Linked DNA regions of Homo sapiens: region 2 is linked to region 1. Evidence: chromatin loops called from intact Hi-C (ENCODE). Cell type or tissue: endothelial cell of umbilical vein. All regions are shown on one strand. Each heading gives the region's core, and the rest is flanking DNA. Links, peaks and the distances in the headings are about the cores only.

Region 1 (2,850 bases), core at 351-2,850:
ATAATCTAAACCTTTCCTTCTATAAATATGGAAAATGAGGCCTAGAAAGTTGCATAATTACTGAGAGAAGGATCTGGCATTTGAGTACAGTTCTCCACTTCCTGGTCTGCGGCACTGTTTTGGCTGTGCCAGCTCCCTGATCCAGCAAAGGCAGGTGGGCAGATGAGCAGTCAGCAGTCGATGAGTACTCCCGAGATGCATGGTCTTGTTCTAATTGTATCAGGAGTATAAAAATGAGTACAGTACACGTCATGTTCACAGGAGCCTGTAGTCAAGGCCAGGGGGTTCTGTCAAGGCCCTATGTTAGAATTACTAGGGGAGTGAGCCCCACCCCAAAGTTTCTTCAGTTGACCTGGGGTATGGGCCAGCCATTGGTGTTTGGTTTTGGTTTTGGTTTTGGCTTTTCAAAGCTCCACAGTGATTCTAAGGAAAAGTGCTACAGATATAATAAAGATACCAGGAAATATGAATATAGAGGGAAATTAAGAAATCAGTACCTTTCCTTCCCTACTAGGGAGCCATGGGGTAGGGAAAAATGAAGCGTCCTGGCCTCTAAGGACTGTGATGTCTCGCTGAGTAGAAGCCTGGTTGTAGGTTAGAGTCAATCATTTAAAAACTATGCTAGGGCCGGGCGCAGTGGCTCACGCCTGTAATCCCAGCACTTTGGTAGGCCGTGGTAGGAGGATCACGATGTCAGGAGTTCGAGTCCAGCCTGACCAACATGGTGAAACCCTGTCTCTATTAAAATACAAAAATTAGCTGGGCATGGCGGCGAGTGCCTGTAATCCCAGCTACTTGGGAGGCTGAGGCTGGAGAATCGCTTGACCCCAGGAGGCGGAGGTTGCAGTGAGCCAAGATTGCACCATTGCACTCCAGCCTGGGTGACAGAGCGAGACTCCATCTCAAAAAACAAAAAACAAACTATGCTAGACCGTAGTTTGCTCTGTGGGTAAGATTTGGGTTTAATTTAGCTTCCCTCAGGGGACTTAATTCTTGTCCCTGTTACATGAATAAAATATGCCTTTGAAATACATTTTGTGATAGTAAGGACTTCCTGGTACTCCCTTAAAGTTTAAAGGGCAATGTTGTAATTTTACATGATGCATTTATTTCCAGAGGATGTCTACAGTTGCTTTCGCTTCCTACGTGATGTTTTTGCAGATGAGTTCATCTTCCTTCCAGGAAACACACTAAAGGTAAAGTGCTTACAACAAAGAGCAAGTATGTTTGCAGTGTGAGTTCTAGAAATGTTAGGGGTGAATTCACAGATGTGTCTCAGGCAGTGTGCCATCCCTTTCTTCAAGGCAAAGTGGGGCAGACTTCAAGAGAAACTGGGGCGCTCACAGTTCAGCAGACTCTAGTTTGATTCTTGATCAAGTTTAATTAATAACTTAGGGATTATATGGTGAGAGGAGAGTCATTCTTTGAACTATCAGTGTGGCCATTACAACTAAACTAACTTTATTTTAGTAAACGTTTAAAAATCAGCACACAGCCGGGCGCAGTGGCTCATGCCTGTAATCCCAGCACTTTGGGAGGCCGAGGCAGGCGGATCACGAGGTCAAGAGATCGAGACCATCCTGGCCAACATGGTGAAACCCCGTCTGTACTAAAAATACAAAAATTAGCTGGGCGTGGTGGCGCATGCCTGTAGTCCCAGCTACTCAGGAGGCTGAGGCTGAGGCAGGAGAATCACTTGAACCCGGGAGGTGGAGGTTGCTGTGAGCCAAGATTGTGCCACTGCACTCCAGCCTGGTGACAAGAGGAAGACTCCATCTCAAAAAAAAAGAAACCAAACACAACAAAATCAGCACACATTTTCCTGTTAGCAAGTTGTTAGAATGAGTCACCCAGGCAAGTGCCTTTTACTTTGAGAGTAGTGAGTGCTGGTCCTGCCTGGTCTAGACAGCTGAGGGGTCATCAGGCTCGCAGAGCTGGACTGCTGCTGGGTTGAAGTGGGAAGTGACAGTAGATGAGAGGCATGTTAGGTGTTTGTGTGCTTTAAGGATAAGAGGTTTGATTCTGTAGGGAGTGGAACAGGAGTGTTGGAAACTTTTTTTTTTTTTTTTTTTTTGAGGTGGAGTCTGGCTCTGTCGCTCAGGCTAGAGTGCAGTGGCGCAATCTCAGCTCACTGCAAGCTCTGCCTCCCGGGTTCACTCCATTCTCCTGCCTCAGCCTCCCAAGTAGCAGGGACTACAGGCGCCCACCACTACGCCCGGCTAATTTTTTATATTTTTAGTAGAGACGGGGTTTCACTGTGTTAGCCAGGATGGTCTCGATCTCCTGACTTCATGATCCGCCCGCCTCAGCCTCTCAAAGTGCTGGGATTACAGGCGTGAGCCACCGCGCCCAGCCAGAAATTTTTTAACCATAGCATAATTCTAAGTATTTTTAGGACTTGCTGTATGTATTTCCTATTTAAATTAAGGAGTGGTTCTGCAAAGTAAAAGAAAATCCATCACCCAGGTTGTGATTTGTAAGGCTCAGAAATGTTGTGTTTGAAAACATTTTGAATGTAGAGCAGATGCTTCTCTGGCTACTATCTCACAACCAGAATTGTTCTGGAGGTTGGGGAAATAGCTGGTATTCTGTTGTCTGAGGGCATGTGGCTGCATATATTCAGATAGGCAGTGTATCCATTAACCTAGATGAGGGGGTACATGTATTCAGATGGGCACTATACCCATTAACCTAGATGAACATTATGGCTTCCTCTTCCCTTCTAGGACTTTGAAGAAGGCTGTTACCTGCTTTGTAAAAGTGAAGCCATACAAGTGACTACGAAAGACATCCTAGTTACAGAGAAAGGAAATACTGTGTTAGAATTTTTAGTAGGACTCTTTAAACCTT
Region 2 (2,922 bases), core at 237-2,736, 52 kb after region 1:
AGGAAAAATGGCAGAGTTTAACTGGTATATGACCTTCTAGGGGCATCCCACTGGTAAGGGAAGAATGCCTCAAGGGAGCATGTATACAGCCCCAGTGAACACACTGCGCATGCTCACCTCCCCAGTGCTAGAGGCCACTGCACATGCAGGCAGCCCACTCCAAGGGAACAATCGGGAGAAGGGACGCAAGACCCAGGAAGCATGCCAATGAATAAAACCCCAAGTCAAAAGGTCAGACGGTGCTCTTGATCTCTCAAGTCGTGTCTTTGGCCCTTTTCCAAGCATACTTTACTTCCCTTCCTGCTCTAAAGCATTTTAATAAACGTTCACTCCTGCTCTAAAACTGGCCTCAGTCTCTCCTCCTGCCTTATGTCCCGCAGTCAACTTCTTTTTGTCTGAGGAGGCAAGAATTGAGGTTGCTGCAGACTCATATGGATTTGCCATGGGGAACAAGACCCCACAGGTTAAGGGTTTCAATCCCATAAGACTGCCCCCACTTCAGATGCAGGTCACAAGTCCTGGGGTGTCCCAAAGCCACGTACACTTTTGCCCATCAGGGTATAAATTTGGGGCTTCCCATGACACTCCCTCTCCCTCTCCAAGGTTTGATAATTTCCTAGAATGACTCAAAGAACACAGGAAAGTGCTATATTTATAGCTACAGCTTTTATTGTAAAAGATACAACTCAGGAACAATCAAGTGGAGCATGCATAGGGTAAGATCTGGAGGGGGTGGGGGAAACAGGAGACTGTCCCTGTGGAGTCCAGGTGTGCCATCCTCCCAGTACATCAATATGTTCACCAACCAGGAAGCGACCCAATCCTCGATGTACAGTTCTTATTGAGGTTTCATTACATTGGCATGCTTGATTAAATCATTAGGCAAGTGATAAAATTCAACCTACAGTTTCTCCATCTCTTCTGTGGTGGTGGGGGGAAGCGGGGCAGGAAATTAACATTCCACTTCCATGATTATATGGTCAATTTTCTGGTGACCAGCCCCAATCCTGAAGATATCTAGGGGCCCAAATAGGAGTCACCTTATTAGCATAACAAAAACATCATTCAGGAAATGCCAAGGTTTTTTGAAGTTCTATGCCAGAAACCAAGAAAAAAGACCAGATATATTTTTTATTCTACTGCAGCCTTCAGATATATTCTTTGCATATATAATGTGTAAAGTAGTTCTAATTGTTCTCAGGGAAGGATTGGTCAGAAATGCCTAGGCCACCATAACCAGAAGCAAAATTCTCTTGCTAATCAATAAATCATATTAAATGAAAAAAGAAACAGCAAGAGAAAGAAGAGAATAAGAGAATGAAACACTGGAACAATAAAAAAGTGAATGAAACTGTAGGTAAAAAGAAAATAAACCATGAAGTGAGAAATGATTCTTTTAAAAGGAGAGAAAATGACAGCGGTGGAACAGTACTCTTGAGGCAAAGGTAAAACATTCAACATTTTTCATGATTACAGTTCTGCACCTTGCAAACTTCACTTTCCGCCTCTTTGAGGTCCCATCTTCCTTCGCAACCTAGGTAAGCCATCCAGTGAAATGTTTTTTGGCGATGGCAATGTTCTAAATCTGTGCTGTGCAGTATGGTAGTCACTAGCCACAGGTGGCTACTGGGCACTTGAAATGGGACTAGTGTAACTGAGGAGCTGCATTTAAACTTTCCATTTAATTGATAATTAACTTAAAATTTTTAAAATTGCACGTGGCTTCCATGTTGACAGTGCAATCTTAGAGGTTTCATCTTGTGACACAAGTTAGGAGCTTCTGAAGAAAGAACAGAGCCTCCACCACACCCAAATTCCCATAGCACCTTTCCCAGCTTAACACCACATAGCAAGGGCTGGAACTCTAGAATTGCAGAAATGTGACTAACATTTCCTTTGATATAGCTCAGGGTCTCTGCCTAAGTGTTACAACTCACAATTATGAATGAAAACATGATTTCTTTTTTCCAAAAGAGAAGCCAGGGGAAAAAGTTTTATATAATAACTAGAACAGACATATACAGAACAGTAACACCATCACTATTTGGAGAGATGAAAATGTCCTATATAGTGACTGGGTGTTGTTACATGGAGTAGATCCCTTTTTCAAAATTGGAGAGCTAAGATGTGTTCATTTCAATGTGTGTAAAGTTTATGTTCCAAAAAAATTGCAAAAAATAACCCCAGTGGGGATGGGGTGGAGAGTTGTTAGGTATAGTTGAAATAATAATGACAAAATACTGAGAATTGTTGAAGCTCGGTAATGGGTATATAGGGATTTATTATATCATTATGTTCCTTTTTATATGTTGAAATTTTTCCAAATAAAAAATCTTTAAAAATATGTATTCTCCAAATTAACACATACATATAGAAAAAAAGTGGCAGAAAGACACATTACAAAATGGAAAGAGTAAGTCTTATTTTTAAGACACCACGTGTATTTATTATTTCATGTTTTTAAAGGGTGATATATTCAAGCATTTTCTAAATGAAAATTCACATTTTTCCATCCCTCTCCCCATCTACTCAGTTCTACCTGCTGATACCTGTTCAGAATTTGTATGTAAGTATAAACAAATATTACTTACAATCTTATTTTCTCCTTTTCTACTCCTAAAGTAACATACTATACTATTGTTGTGCACCTTGCTTGCCATTTAACAACATATTTTAGAGATCTTGCCACATCAGTACATACAGGGCACATTCATTTTTAAGCTGCATAGTATTACATTGTATGCATGCACCAAAGTTTATTAAATAAATCTCCTATGGATACACCTTTGGGTAATTTCCAATCTTTTGCTGTGACAAAAAATGCTGCACAAAGTCTGTGAGCCTACTTTGGCTCAGGAGGCTTCCCAATTAAAACTATTTAATTAAAAAGAAAAAATGTTGCAATAAAACATCTTCATAAAT

Evidence for each region. A loop is a pair of places that touch in the nucleus more often than their neighbours do. Peaks named below come from ENCODE experiments on the same cell type or tissue, not always from the same donor. Only the 100,000 strongest peaks of a DNase experiment are listed, where the experiment ranks them.
Region 2: it touches region 1 in a loop (2.5-fold over the local background); 9 of 110 quality-filtered maps call a loop at or near these places.

What each region holds. Positions count from the first base shown.
Region 1 is chr1:231,271,196-231,274,045 of GRCh38, forward strand. It overlaps GNPAT (glyceronephosphate O-acyltransferase), which reads left to right. Exons shown (of 16, transcript NM_014236.4): 11 at 1,117-1,196; 12 at 2,727-2,850. Among named protein-coding and RNA genes, the nearest start is that of GNPAT, 31 kb to the left of the region's middle. In endothelial cell of umbilical vein, for the core only: no CTCF peak of the experiment used is centred there; DNase peaks (open chromatin) are centred at 1,186 and 1,896; H3K27ac peaks cover 1,925 bases.
Region 2 is chr1:231,323,256-231,326,177 of GRCh38, forward strand. No RefSeq gene overlaps it. Among named protein-coding and RNA genes, the nearest start is that of EXOC8, 13 kb to the right of the region's middle. In endothelial cell of umbilical vein, for the core only: no CTCF peak of the experiment used is centred there; no DNase peak of the experiment used is centred there.